Regions from separate parts of the Homo sapiens genome. Here all the other regions are linked to region 4. A link is a contact called in ENCODE Hi-C or POLR2A ChIA-PET data. All regions are on one chromosome and are shown on one strand. Each heading gives the region's core, a stretch centred on a gene start or an enhancer-like site at or near the end of the contact. The rest is flanking DNA. Distances are from core to core; before and after follow the strand shown.

Region 1 (2,700 bases), core at 152-2,651, 680 kb after region 4:
GTGGCCAATGTACTGAGCCCTGCCGGCCTCCTTCCTCAAGAAGCTGGAAATCTGGTAGGAGCTGGAGATGGTTTCACTGGGGTCCCCAGGCTCACCACCCATGGGGCTGCAGAGGGAGTGGTGGAGATACACATGGAGGCCTCCTGGCTCTGGGAGTAGCTTCACACTCATACTCGGGGAATTGTTCTAATGGCTCAGGCTTGAGGCACCACATGCAGTTTTTTTTTTTAAAGTATGGTATTAATTTATACTTGTCTGTTGTTTATCCAATAAATGGCGTTCCAAATAGCAGGGCACTAGCCTGAACGGGAGAGGAGTGTGGATTCTGTTCTAAGCATGTTACAGCATCTGCTTTCATACTCATGCATATGCACACATGCATATATGTATATCCATGTCTACCTCAGGCGTGGGCACTTGCTGACTTATCAGGCATAGCCAAAGATAAAAGGCAACACTATGCTCCATGGAGGATGAATCTCACTTGGGTAATAAAATGACAAAGAAAACTAGAGAACTAATGGCCATAAGACTCAGCCCAGCTGTGCCCCAGGAGGGAGGAGAGATTTGGGAGTGGGGTTCTGTAGGGGGGTGGGAAGGCTCTAGAGTGGGTGCTGGGGGTTACAAGCATTTTTGCCTTATAGGACTTCATTAAACTTCATGTTTGCTTTATGCAGCTTCCTGTACTTGTGGGACATTTACTGTTAAATATATACTTTCATATATATGTGCAGATATACCTCAATATATATGTATATATATGTCTGTATGTGTGTGTTGTATGTACACACACATACACAGAGACATTACAGACATGTACTCACTCTCTTTCACCTGAGTTGGCAGAAAGTTTTGTTGCTGGGCCCTGCTGAGATAACCGGTTTGCCCAGTGGCTTGCTGGCCTTGCCAGGCTGTGCTGAGCTGTTCTGCGATGGCTGGCAGGCGCTGCCTGGGCTAGAACTGGTAGTAGAGCTCCAGGTTTTAAATGGACCTAGGGGGATCAGCCCAGGGTTCCATGCAGGTTTAGCAGGTAGGGTGTAGCAGGCCACAGCTCTGAGAAGGCTCTGACCTGGCAAATGCTCACGGACTTGAGGCCTGCCCTGCCTGACAGCGGCTCTGATTTCCTGACCTGTGCACAGGAGCTGGCTGAGGGGCAGCCCCTGCAGGCTTAGAGTTTTCTGGTGAAAAGTGTTGTGGCAAAAGGAGCTTGAGCTGGTCCCCCAGTACCTCTGGGCCATGTGGGGCCTTCCCCCTCCCGAGGAGAGGGGCATGACTGAGATGTGCCCTCTGCCCCAGGGAGGCACACACCAGGGCAGGGCTAGGAGACACTCAGCCTCAGTAGCCACTTTCCAGTCAAGGGCCTGGGGTCACAGAAACCTCAGGGCTCCTTCCTGTAAGTCGGGGTGGTTCTCAGCAGCAAGCTTTCACTTTCCATGCCTGGCTGGGACAGCTGGGTATTGAGACTGAAGAGACAGCCCACCTCTCCTTCTGCCCAGAAAGTGAAAATGCCTGAGAAGGCGCTGGGAGTGACTGGGGACAGCCAGATGAAGGTCCAGTTCTGGTGTCGGGTCCCTGAGGAGGGAGCTCTGTGGACTGGCTCCGTAGCACATGCTCCTGGGGCTTGCCTGGCACCGGTGCAGGGATCAAGGTCGGAGTCCACTGGCTGCTGGGAAGGCTGGCATTGGAGTTACACTAAGGCGCTGAGCAGCGTTAGGCACTCAAAATCTATTTTAAGCCTTGTGTAAACATGCATGAGGCGAAGTCTCCCTCTCCCTGCTGCTCCTGCAGAAAGAGCTGTCCTTTGCATTGCCAACTTCTCAGGGTTCTTGTGGAGGTTAAGCAAGTGCTGTTTTGATTTTTTTCTGGAGGTGAAGTGAATTATAGCCTTGTTGTTTTAATAAGTCACAATATTTACAAGTTCATTTCTTTGAACTGTGTGTGGGGGGTTATTTTGTCTGCAATTTTGAAGGTAAATAATTTTCTGCTGTTTCACTGTCGTTTCAGCCAGATATTTTTGTTTGGTTTGGTTTTCAAAAGGAGGAGAAGGGAACTAGCTTTTATGGAAGGTCTTTGCTCTGTCCTTACCAACGCGGGAGTTGTGCTTCCATTACCTTCTTTAATCATTTTCATAAGGATTTTTGTACAAATGATGAGGAATGACGGGTGGTTTTAAATTTGTTTTTCAGAAAGAAGTAATGCATGACTCTGATTTGCGGCTGCAGGATAAATCCGAACTATTTCAGGGAGATGTCATGGAGAGCTCATCTCTCAGCATCAAAGTTGCCTCTCCTGACTTTTGAATTTTAAGTGTTCTGTGTGGAAGAAAAATGGAGACAACAAATTTCTATGCATGGATTCAAAGAATCCTCGTAATATACAGACTACATTCTCCCCAGCTTTTTATCTCTATATATTCTTTTTGTTGAGTTTCAACCACATAGGGTTGAAATTCACCTTCCCACATTACATTTTTCATCAATAGTTGAAGACCTATGTATGTAAATATCAGGAACTATCAGAACTCCCTGCAACAGGAAACCTGACCCCCAACTCCCCCGAAATGCATCATGATAAACAGTCACTTGCCAAAATAACAAATCAGCTTCCTGGAACATGCTTGCTCAAAACCAGGAGAGGAGCTTAGAGACGTCAGCTTGACTTCTGCCTCGTACGCAGGAAGGGTGACCTTCAAAGATCAAA
Region 2 (2,864 bases), core at 256-2,755, 930 kb before region 4:
GTGCGCGCCTGTAATCCCAGCTACTCGGGAGGCTGAAATGTGAGGATTGCTTGAACCCAGGAAGCGGAGGTTGCAGTGGGCCGAGATCATGCCACTGCACTGCAGCCTGGGGAACAGAGTGAGACTCCGTCTAAAAAAACAAAAAAGACATTAAACACACAAATGAAAGTGAGTAATTTCTCAACACTTGGTAACTTGTAAGTACAGCGATACACTTTTATATCTCAGTTTTGAAATTAGCTCTCTAGTTGGCCTGTGAACGTCCCATGCCTGCCAAGTGTGTCATCTGAGACAAGCACTTCAATTTGTTTGAGCAGGCATCTATCAATCTTATTTGTTAGAAAAGGTGCCAGTGAAACCCCAAAGAGTATTGCTAACTAATAACTGTGCTGCAGTTTAGAGTGTTCAAGGTGCTTTCCAGTAACATGTTCTGGAATTTGATCTGACAACGCTTTGGGAGGCGGTTTATTACGATGAGGCTGCGCTGTCGCACTCGAGGAACCAGGTCAGTGACCTGCTCCAGGACACGGGACTGGCGGGGAGGGGAGAGCGCCTGGACTCAGCCTCCAAGTCTCGCACTCGACTCTGCAGGAGTAAAAACTATTCTTGATCCTACCTCTCTCCCTTCTGCAAACAAGCAACAAAATGCTGAAAAGGCATCTTAACTGAAACGGAAGTCAAATGAATTCGCGTGCGATCATGGGAATTTTTGGCTCCTAACCTTGCGAGTAGAGCTGGGTGAGTTCCATTTGTGGTGGGGGAGTGGAAACAGGTTTCTGGGCTTGCAGAAGCCACATCCCGTCCCCACACAACCTAGGACAGGCCAGGTACTTGTAGGTGAGGCTCCGGGGCTCCAGCTAACCTGAGCTACCTGGGCTGGGCTTTGTGCGGGGAGGCAGCAAGCGGGGTGAGCCGGCGACGACGCCGGCCTCTACGCAGTGCGGTGGTGAAGACGTCTCTTCCAGGGAGTCACAGGAAGCAAATCCATCCTTTTAAAGGGCTCGCGTCCCGCGGCCCTGAACCGGCGCGCTGGAGCAGTAATGCGACGTTCTCCGAGGTTCAAGGCTCACGGCCCAGCCCTGTGATCCAGTTTCCTCAGTCTTCGCGGTGTGCACCACTCAGGACGACTTGCGGCTTACGTCCAGGACAAAGGGGGCTTGTCCTTTCTTCAACGTCCTACTGCGCAAAAACGAAGCCCTTCTCAGGCTGCCTGCCTTCCAGGAAAAGCTGCGCCCCCTCAGGAACCTGTGCCCCGCGCGCCTGCCGCCGCCCATTCCCGGCGCGCACCTGGCAGTCCCGGGCTCGAGCCCCGCCCTGCCGCCAGCCAGGTGAGAGGGGCCAGGCCCCGCCCTCGCCGGCCCCGCCCCGCCCCACTGCGCCTGCGCAGTCGGCCGTCGGCGCCAGGCGCCGGGGCGGCGCGGCCGTCGCAGTTCGGCGGGCGCAGTGCGCGTGCGCCCTGACTGTTGGGGGGCGGGCGGCGTCCGCGGCGAGGGAGCGGGGGCGGGGAGGCGCCGTCTGGCTCAGGCTGGGGCCGGCGGGAGCGCGAACGAGCGACGGCGGAACCCGTGGGCCTGTGGACTGCAGCCTCGGCGGTCAGCAGGTGAGGCCCGCGCAGGGCGGGCGTGGGTCGTGAGGGAGTGCGGGCTGCGGGCGGGCCAGCGGTGCGGCGGTCTGCCCGGGGGCGCAGGTGAGCGCGGCCCGCGCGGGGCCCGGCGGAGCATTGTCCAGCGGGCGGCGCCCGCATAGCGCCCCCTGCCGGCTGGGCCGCGGCGGGGACCCGGGCTGGGCGGGCCTGGGCCTCGGGGCGGGCGCGCGCTCCTTTGTTCGCCGGCCCCTACTCCTCCGTGCCCCCATCCCCGCCGCCCCCCGCCAACATGGCCGCCACCCTCTCGTCCCCAGTTCCCCGGCCGCCGCCGGCCCCTTAGCGCGCGCTTTGTTTGGAGCCGGGCGGGGAGGCCGGCGGGCAGGGGGCGGCGGCGCTGCGCAGTCGGGCGCGGGGAGGGGGCGCTGCGCCAGAATGCAGGCGGGGAGGGGGAACGTTGCATAATCCCGGGCCGGCGACGGGGGCGGGGCGGGGGGAGGGGCGGGACCCCGGCGCGACGGGTCGGGTCACCCCGGGGACGCGGGCCTGCCCTGGGGCCACCCCTCCCAGGCCCGGGGGATGGCCGCGGACCTTGTAAGTTGCAGGCTCCGCGGTTCGCGGCGCCGGAACGCCCACCGGCCAGTCCTCGCGCCCGCGCAGCCCCTTTCCTGATGCGCCGTCTCTTCGCCGCCCTCCGTGGGGGCGCGGCGAACGGGTTGCGTGCTCTGGAGAGAGACAGGCACTTTTCCTCTCCATCGTGAGTGACCTTGGGTGTATTCGTCAAGGAATGTGTTGAAACGAATTGTGCGATGCGGGAACTGCGCAGCGCCTCGGGTTTGGCTTTCTCGAGCATTTTATTGCATTGATTGTGCGTTCTCGATTTTACAGAGGTTCGTTTTGAGTAATGGCTTCAGTAATGTCATCGTATACGCATTTCAAAGTTTGTTTATGGAATTGTTTTTACATTTATTCTCTTTTTACTTATAATTTTTGAATCAGATTTTGTGTTTTGGAGAGATTTTCCGTACGTGGTGGAAGTGTTTTCACTCATGGTAAATATGGATTGTTTGGCAATTTTATCACGTTAATCACAAAACAATACCAGGAACATTTAAATGTCTTAAAGGATTTCACTCTACATGACTTGTGCCAGAGACGACACACGTACCAAAACGCGATTACCTGTCTTAACTTTTTTTCTATTGGAATTTTCTGGAAGGAATTCCATGCAATCCGAAAGGATTAATGGAGGGTACAGTAATTGCTTTCTACATCGCTTTTG
Region 3 (2,763 bases), core at 230-2,729, 570 kb before region 4:
TGACAAATAAAGCTTGTATACAGTTAATTGTACAATGTGATGATTTGATGCATGTGCATATCATGAAGTGACGGCCAAGATGAAGCTAATCAGCACTTCCACTGCCTCACATGGTTACCATTATTTTTGTGTGTGTGAGGACACTTCAGTTCTACTCTCTTAGCACATTTTCAACATACAGTACAGTATTATTAACTATAGTTACCATGCAGTTCATGGATCCTCAGAACTTAAGTATCTTATCACTGGAAATTTGTACCCTTTGACCAAAATCCACACAGTTTTTTCCTACTCCCCAGCCCCTGGTAACTGCCCTTCTACTTTCTGCTTCTAAGAGGTCAACTTCATTAGAGTCTGGTGCATATGTCTGTACTATGGAGTAGTATTCAGCCTTAAAAAAGAAGGACATCCTGCCGTTTGTGACAACAGGGGTGAATTCAGAGGACAGTGTGCTAAGTGAAAGACGCCAGACAAGAAGGACAAATACCAGATGGCTGTTCCTGAGAATCGAAGCAGGAAGAAGTTGCCCTTGACACTGAGCCCTTCCTGTGGCCAGAGGAAGCTGAAGGCAAAGAGGGAGGCTGGACCGTCCAGGTGAGAGGCACCTGACTGACCAGTGTCCAGCATGCTTGGCCTGGGGCAGCAGGGCTGATTGTGCAACCCAGCCTTTGGCTTCTCAGAGGCCCTGGAACAGCACACATTCCCTGGTGGTTTGAAATCTGAGAGCCGGAAAGAGCTTTCTGCCTTTCCTTTTGTGTCAGCTCACTTACTTGAAGAAAGCCCATCATCACAATGTTTTCTTTGGGTCCTGCTTACAGGATCTGGGCTTGTTTTGTTTTTCTTCTTGTTGTGTAGGGAGGGACCAGGATGGGAAAGCAATGTCCCTTGTAATTGTTGGGGTTTGTGCTTCTCTTGTAAAGCCTTGGGCTCAAGACCAGTGATCTGCAGTATAATGAGACTCGGCCAGGCCCTGCTCCCTGGAGGAGACAGAGGGACCATGCTGGTAACTTCCTTAACATCATTCAAAGGAAAGCCCAGTTTTTGTTTTCTCCTAAAGTGAAACTGCAGCCCTAGGTAAAAGGTACCTTGTAACCCCACGGATGTCTGTCTTCTACCTTCTCATTTCCCTTCTTCCTCTTCCTTTCTTTTGCCTTTTTCCCTTTTCCTATTTCTATGTTCCATAATCTGGAAGACCCATATATTTTCCAACTTTACTAATGTTTCCAAGAATTTGCATTAAAAGTAGCTGCTACAGTTCCTCATTAACTTGGACCCCATCTCTGGGAGTAAAGTGGGCAATTATTTCTCTGATTAACAAGGGAGGAGACAATGGGCACAGGGGCTCCTTCAAACCCAGACAGTGTTGTTTGTATCTAGATACTGCTAGACCACTTATGTCATTTTGGTTTGGTTCCCACATTTAATATCTTCCCCAAGTCATGTTGACCAACTCTGACTCAAAGGCCAGGATTCTTGGTTGTCCCGAGGCCCTGTTTCCCCACTGTTGAGTTGACAAGCCCATGGGAATTTCCCAGGGGTATGTGTAGCTCTGAGTTCTGGATAGTGTTTGCCACAGGACTGGGCTTCTGATGACACCAGGAGCACACACACATTGCTTAGCAAGAGTGTGCAGCTTACAGAATGGCCAGGCAGAAAGTAGAAAAGAGAGAGAGAAAAAAAGCAAAACTCGAGCTCAATCCAGAGACTCAAGCAGGGAAAAGATGCAGTGATTCTAGAGTGGCATGTGGGCCTTCAGAGGTGAACTCATGGAGGAGATGTGCAAAGTTTTGTGTCTGCACCATGTGGCACTCCACTGCTTATGACAGTGAAGTTTCAACCACCAACAAATGGCCCAGGGCAGGGGATTGTGACTTTTGGATTGCATGGATCACCAATATTTTAAAAGGAGATTCAAACAACACAACTGCTCCTTATCATCTCCTCAATTCATAAGAGAAACGGCAGCTGAACACTCCAAAAGTGTAAGAAGTACATAATCTCAGAACAATGGACAATCTTTAAATAGGATAAAGTTGTCTTTATGAAAAATTTATTACACTGTTTATATTTATCTGGTTTTATTATGGACTTGTAGGAACTTGGTTTCTGAGAGCACTGGTCCTGTGCTGTCTTGGGCCATTAGCCTAGAACAAGGGTGTTAGATGGGCGTTAACTTCAGGGCCAGCTCCAGCAATGGCCAGTGGATGACTGGGAACACTGTTGGGAAGGATTCTGAAGTGGAGTCCAGGCTCAATCATTAATTAGCAATATCTGACATGGGCATCATGGTCATTTTGAAGCACGTTCACAAATCCTTTTGCACTACTTTCATTGAAAGGGGGAAATCTAACTTTTAGATATGGTTTGGCTTGCTTCTGACAGACAGAATGTGACTTTTGAGCACTCACACTTGGAACCCAGCCACCACTGTGTGAAGAAGCGCACAGCATACGAGGTAGTCGGCAACACATGGGTGCCCAGAACAAGAGCCCAGCTGAGGTCCCAGCAGACAGTCAGCGTCCCCCACCAGGCACCTGAGCTAGCCTACTGGTGATCCCATCAGCAGTCATCAAGCTTCCCCAGACAGAAGTGTGTGAAGCAGTGGGAAATTGCTCCTGCCAAGTCCCGGTCAATGTTACAAATTTGTGGTGAAAAAAATATTGCCATTATCATAAACTATGAGTTTTTGGGGTGGCTTGTTATGCAGCAGAAGATAACCAGAGCAATCCCAGGATGGAAATGTGGCAGCAAACATTCACTATC
Region 4 (2,751 bases), core at 61-2,560:
CATCTTAAATGAGCAGCCAGCATACATCAGGTCCATTGGTTAAGAAAGGGTGTCTTTACACATGAGGGCAATAAATTTTGAAGGTTGTGATTAGCAGCATCCTAAAATCTACTGCCACTACCATAGGTTGTGTCCAGGGTAACCAACAGAAACATGACAAAATCAAGTAAACTTCATTACACTTCCGGGTAGACCCAATAGTGCTGAAAGGAAGGCGACAGCTACCCCTAAACTTCCAGCATAAATTCCTGCCAGACCAGACCCTAAGGATCACTTCTGCTAGAGGCTGTGTAGTGAACTGAGACCCACCAGGACAGAAATCTGAAAAAACTGGAGCTGCACCTGCCTTACTTGCTTGAAATACTTCGTATTCAATGGTAGAGTTAACGTCTGTGCAAGGGACAGAGGAAACCTACAATTTGCCTCAACCTAATCCCCATTCCTCAAATAGCCTGTTTTGCTGACATTTTCTGTTCCTTAAATCCACTTGCACTTTCCTCCAAGCCTTTGAGTGAGAGGAAAGTTCCTCCTCCATCTATTGAAATCCACTCTGCATTCTTCCCTGTACTTTTGGTCAACCTCCTATCCCTGCCGCACTTTATACATTTCTCTCAATATTTAACGAATTTGCTCTGTGTAGAACTTTTTTTTTCTCGTGAAAATTATACTATTCCATCTCTTGACCATATCTTAGCACTTTTTTTAATTTTTGAAAGAAACCGAGCGATTTTTAAATTATTTTCTGTGGCTACTTCCAAACTTAAGGTTTCTGGAAATTTAGGATACCATCAAGAGTCTTGTAGGCTTTCCAGGTTTGTAGGACCTACAGGGTATGCAATTCCTGTAAGTCACCAATCTTGGGGAAATTTTAGGGAAATGCAGTGGCGGGGGTGAGAGTAATCTCGGCCTCCTCAGTTTCCTTATTAGTAAATCTTTCTCTTCAGGTGACTGCTCAAAGGTCACCTCAGCGAGAGGCCTTTCCAGACTACCCCATCCCGTCCTAACGCTAGACTCGTGAGGCCCAGGGGAGAAAAGTAAATCACGGCCTAACTCTTGTTTATAGTCGCTACTGCCTTGGTGGAGACTATCTCCGATATCCCAGCACTAAAAGGCAGATCCAAGACTCCCGCAAGCTACGGTGGGTCCCCAGCCCAGAGGACTCCTGGGGGTCCCCATTTTCCGCAAGCGCCCCACTGCCTCCACGTGCTGCCCGCGCAGGTCCAGTGCCGCCGCCGCGTACTTCCGGCCGGAAGAAAGGGCGGGCTCTGTCGCTTTGCTGTGACGCACTTCCTGGCGTCGCCTGCGGGGGCGGAAACGCTTTGTCTGTCCGGCAAGCCGACGGCCCGCTGCTGGCCTCCGTGACGCGGCCTCCTCCGCGCCTCGCGGCATGGCGTCGGAGGGGCCGCGGGAGCCCGAAAGCGAGGTAAGGGCCGACGGGGGCTCTCTCGGCAGCCTCAGTCCGTCCGCCTGCCTCGCACTGGGGGCTCGGCCGGGCGGTGACGGGGCTGGTCCAGCGGGCGTGGGTCGGATGCTGGTGACGGCACGGGAGCGCCCTACCGGGTGGCCGCGATCTTCGCGCCCCGCCTCGGGTCCGCCTTGGGGTGGCGGTCAGCGGCTACAGACCCCGCCCACAGTTAGCGCCGCGTCTGTGGTGCGATGTCACCCAGCGCAGTGACTGCGGCCCAGCCCGGCGCTCCCCGCAGTCGGGGCGGGGGGACTCTGGCGAGCTTCCCGCGCTCTTGGGAACGGATAGATTGTTTTAAAGGATCCTGCGTTTTTCTGAACGTCATTCTCCGCTCTACGTACTCAGCATTACCACTAGATGGAGCCCTGGCGATCGCTTGCATCATTTTTAGACCCATAAAATTCTCGGTGAAAGTAAATCTCTTACTACGTCACTAAAAACTAAAGAAAGAAATCTTAGTGAATTGAAATTTCAAAGGCTCGTGGTGATAATATTTTCTAGCAAAGCAAGGTTTGGTATTTCAATAAAGCAAGACTTAGTGGTTCATGAGTAAAATGCATATGCTTTTGTGCAACTTTTTCAAGAAAATGTAATGGAAATAAACGTCTGCAGTGTGTTTTGGGTGCTGTAGTTAAACAGTCCACGTGTATTTGACTGCAGTAGTTGTACTGTGTGCAGTTCTATTATTTCTAAGTGAATCTGTGGTAAAAACACCCTTATTCCAAGATCTAAACTATATAATCTGTGTTGTTTTATTTCCACTTGAATTCGTTGTCATTTTTCACTTTTAATGTTTGAACTACTGCCTTTTCTACAAAAAAAAAAGCATTGGGGAGAAATCGTTAGCAAGCAGGTTCTTGTCTTTACGAGGCAGAAGTTTTTAAACAACATCGGGAACATTTCTGGGGCTATTAGGAACACCTCTTGGGTCTTTTTGTTTGTTTATATTTGCTTGATCTCTGAATGTTTGTGGCCAAAACCTCATATTTTTCCTCAGGGCATCAAGTTATCAGCAGATGTCAAACCATTTGTCCCCAGATTTGCCGGGCTCAATGTGGCATGGTTAGAGTCCTCAGAAGCATGTGTCTTCCCCAGCTCTGCAGCCACATACTATCCGTTTGTTCAGGAACCACCAGTGACAGAGTATGTATCTTTCTAAAAGTCTTACCTAGGGGCTTACATTTTGGATTTAATGGTGATTAGACTTTCAAATACTCAGCAGTTACTGCACTAAAGTTCTGCAGATGATGAGAGAATGCTCTTCAACCAAGAAGAGTCTGAGCCAG
Region 5 (2,700 bases), core at 74-2,573, 780 kb before region 4:
GTTCTTCAAATAAAACATTCTGTAAGGACTGCTCCCAATTTCTTCCTGAACTTCACGAACCCTCCCAGCCAGGCCACAGGATGTCAGGGGCAAACACCCTGAACCAACGGAGCTCAGGTTCCCTACCACCCCGCCCAAGCCCGCTCCAAGCCCAATTACCCTTCCCCTTCCTCGTCGTCCCATCCTCCCTGATGCCTCTTCCAGGGTGCTGGGCCGCGCGGCAAGAGCTCCAAGGCAAGATTCAAATGCCCTGGGGAGACGGCTGCGGGACACCTGCGGCGGGGCCCGGCAGGGAGCGCGAGACTGGAAGAGAGGCCAGGAGGGAAGGAGAGCGACGCGGGGTTTTGGGGGAGGGGCTGCGTGGGGCGCTGAAGGGGAGCGCGAGGAGTGGGAGGAAGTGAAGGAGGAGGAAGAGCACGGTGTGGGGGAAGCGCAGGAGGCAATAGGTGGGGCGGGACGGAGGGCAGGGCGCTGCGTCGGGAGAAAGTGTAGAAGCGCTGGGGAGAGTGCCCACGACGGGAGAGCCCAGGGGCGCGAGGGCGCGGGAGTGTGGGCGGGGCGCAGTGGGGATGGGGGCGGGGGCGCGGGATGTGGTAGGGGGCGTAGTGGGGAGAGAGTGCAGGAGTGTGGGCAGGGCGCAGTGTGGGGAGGGTGCGGGAGTGTGAGCGGGGCGCAGTGGAGGGAGTGCAGGATGTGGGCTGGACAACCAGTGGGAGAGGGCGCGGGAGGTGGGCGGGGCGCAGTCGGGATGGGGGCGGGGGCGCGGGATGTCGGCGGGCCGCAGTGAGGGGGAGGGCGCGGGAGTGTGGGCGGGGCGCAGTGGGGGAGGGAGCGGGAGTGTGCGCGGGGCGCAGTGAGGGGAAACTGTGGAATGTGGGCGAGGCGCAGTTGGAGAAGAGTGCGGGGATGTGGGCGGGGCGCAGTGAGGGGAAACTGTGGAATGTGGGCGAGGCGCAGTTGGAGGAGAGTGCGGGGATGTGGGCGGGGTGCGGTGGGGGAGGGTGCGGAGATGTGGGCGGGGCGCAGTGGGTGGAGAGTGTAGGGATGTGGGCCCAGCGCAGTGGGGGACAGTGTGGGGATGCGGGCGAGGCGCAGTGGGGGCGGGGGCGGGGATGTGGGCGGGGCGCAGTGGGTGGAGAGTGCGGGATGTGGGCGGGGCGCAGTGGGTGGAGAGTGCGGAATGTGGGCGGGGCGCAGTTGGGGAGCTTGCGGGGAATGTGGGCGGGGCGCAGTGGTGGGAGGGCGCAGGAGTGTGGGCGGGGCGCAGTTGGGGGAGGGTGCAGAGACCTGAGGGCTTGAGGTTGCCTGGCTGGCCCCGCTCCCAGAGGCGGGTGCCGCGCTGTCGCCCAGGTATCTGGGGTCTCTGGTGTCTGAGTGTCTCATTGTCGGCGCGAACACAATTGCTCCAGCCACAGGCGAGGCCTGGCCAAGGTGTGGGCGCATCTGGGGCAGGTCTTGAGAGGTCCAGCGCCCGGTGGTGCGGACAGAGGCGGGGCACCGCGGCGCTCGCCGCCGCCTCCCCGCAGGTGATCATCCTCCTGCAGGTGTCCTCGGGTCTCAGGTGGCTGCGTGTCTGCGCCATGGTTGACATTCTGGGCGAGCGGCACCTGGTGACCTGTAAGGGCGCGACGGTGGAGGCCGAGGCGGCGCTGCAGAACAAGGTGGTGGCACTGTACTTCGCGGCGGCCCGGTGCGCGCCGAGCCGCGACTTCACGCCGCTGCTCTGCGACTTCTATACGGCGCTGGTGGCCGAGGCGCGGCGGCCCGCGCCCTTCGAAGTGGTCTTCGTGTCAGCCGACGGCAGCTCCCAGGAGATGCTGGACTTCATGCGCGAGCTGCATGGCGCCTGGCTGGCGCTGCCCTTCCACGACCCCTACCGGCAGTGAGTGGGGGTCCTGGGGGGGCGGGGGCCGCCCGGCACGTCTCCCCCATGTTCCCCCAGGCCTCCCCCTCTGCACTGGGGAGCTCTTTATGACGCCCCCCCCCAACACCTCCCCGTCTCTCGGTTCACGTCCGGACTCCGGTAAATCACACTCAGTCTCAGTTTCAACCTCTCTTGGAGACCAGGGAGGGTGCAGACCAGATTCGAAAACCCAGGGCATCGGCACCCCAAGGGGGCTCGTGGAGCATGGACGCGGGCGCGTTTCTGCCTGGGGTCTGGAGCTCCGGGAATCTGCATTGCGAAGGAGCTCCCAGTGGTGGTGATGCTGTGAGTTCGCGGGCTCGGCTCCGGGAACCGCCGGCCCAATCAGCCCTGGACTCCCGGCGCCGCTGCGTCATCCTCCCAGTTAGTGGGCAGGAAGCACAGGGACATGACCCGGTGTCTGGATGCGGGGATGAGGGATGACCCGCGAGGACATCAGCTCTGTGACAGGCACCCACAGTGCAGGCCGTGGTTGGTTTGCTGGGAGGGAGGGACGGGGGCTTCAAGGCTGGCAGGAACCCAGGTGCTGGCCACCTTTGCGGTTTCATTTTTACCGACACTGATGGAATTTCATCACTAGAGAAGCATAAAACTCATTACTATAAACTTTATTACTCTAACTGTTGCAAAGGAGGGGGTAGGGATTGGCAGAGAGGGGATTACAGGGATTGATTGTTCTGCTTTTGGGGTGGGTCTCCTGTGGTCTCCTATGGTGTAAGAGTCCAGACTTAGGTTTAAAGCAGGCCTCGTCAAGTATGTTGTCCTGGCCACCCCCT

The links. A loop is a pair of places that touch in the nucleus more often than their neighbours do. ChIA-PET counts read pairs that join two places held with the same protein, here RNA polymerase II (POLR2A). Pooled maps may share reads with other maps.
Region 1: a loop to region 4 is called in a pooled map, with 10 times the contacts of the local background. The contact joins the enhancer-like site here to the promoter of SECISBP2 in region 4. A Hi-C loop is called at or near these places in 15 of 50 pooled maps.
Region 2: a loop to region 4 is called in a map of B cell, with 20 times the contacts of the local background. The contact joins the promoter of SPIN1 here to the promoter of SECISBP2 in region 4. A Hi-C loop is called at or near these places in 10 of 168 maps with a recorded cell type or tissue (B cell, CD4-positive, alpha-beta T cell, CD4-positive, alpha-beta memory T cell and 7 more), 10 of 37 single-sample maps with no recorded cell type and 29 of 50 pooled maps. POLR2A ChIA-PET finds 5 or more read pairs at or near these places in 1 of 52 experiments (MCF 10A).
Region 3: a map of IMR-90 shows a loop between it and region 4 (4-fold over the local background). The contact joins the enhancer-like site here to the promoter of SECISBP2 in region 4. A Hi-C loop is called at or near these places in 1 of 168 maps with a recorded cell type or tissue (IMR-90) and 1 of 50 pooled maps. POLR2A ChIA-PET finds 5 or more read pairs at or near these places in 1 of 52 experiments (OCI-LY7).
Region 5: a loop to region 4 is called in a map of ascending aorta, with 8 times the contacts of the local background. The contact joins the promoter of NXNL2 here to the promoter of SECISBP2 in region 4. A Hi-C loop is called at or near these places in 2 of 168 maps with a recorded cell type or tissue (PC-3 and ascending aorta) and 6 of 50 pooled maps. POLR2A ChIA-PET finds 5 or more read pairs at or near these places in 2 of 52 experiments (both WTC11).

Annotation. Positions count from the first base shown.
Region 1 is chr9:89,998,455-90,001,154 of GRCh38, forward strand. No RefSeq gene overlaps it. Among named protein-coding and RNA genes, the nearest start is that of MIR4290, 24 kb to the right of the region's middle. RefSeq lists enhancers at 1,021-1,190, 1,231-1,300, 1,311-1,360, 1,411-1,500. Within about 2 kb of position 1,402, at least 31 of the 41 ENCODE cell types and tissues checked have a DNase peak (open chromatin) inside an H3K27ac peak, as active enhancers do.
Region 2 is chr9:88,386,939-88,389,802 of GRCh38, forward strand. SPIN1 (spindlin 1) reads left to right here and starts at 1,506. Exons shown (of 6, transcript NM_006717.3): 1 at 1,506-1,600. LOC124902204 (a long non-coding RNA gene) reads right to left here and starts at 2,261. Exons shown (of 2, transcript XR_007061652.1): 1 at 2,174-2,261; 2 at 1-1,179. RefSeq lists an enhancer at 322-1,181 and a silencer at 1,259-2,158.
Region 3 is chr9:88,748,077-88,750,839 of GRCh38, forward strand. No RefSeq gene overlaps it. Among named protein-coding and RNA genes, the nearest start is that of MIR4289, 3.6 kb to the left of the region's middle. Within about 2 kb of position 1,480, at least 3 of the 41 ENCODE cell types and tissues checked have a DNase peak (open chromatin) inside an H3K27ac peak, as active enhancers do; they include IMR-90, where a contact is called at or near this core.
Region 4 is chr9:89,317,190-89,319,940 of GRCh38, forward strand. It overlaps SECISBP2 (SECIS binding protein 2), which reads left to right and starts at 1,311. Exons shown (of 17, transcript NM_024077.5): 1 at 1,311-1,423; 2 at 2,463-2,608. The coding sequence starts at 1,388. RefSeq lists an enhancer at 961-1,180 and a silencer at 1,351-1,670.
Region 5 is chr9:88,533,855-88,536,554 of GRCh38, forward strand. It overlaps NXNL2 (nucleoredoxin like 2), which reads left to right and starts at 1,324. Exons shown (of 2, transcript NM_001161625.2): 1 at 1,324-1,882. The coding sequence starts at 1,581. LOC105376134 (a long non-coding RNA gene) reads right to left here and starts at 686. Exons shown (of 2, transcript XR_007061653.1): 1 at 160-686. RefSeq lists enhancers at 1,110-1,944, 1,945-2,700.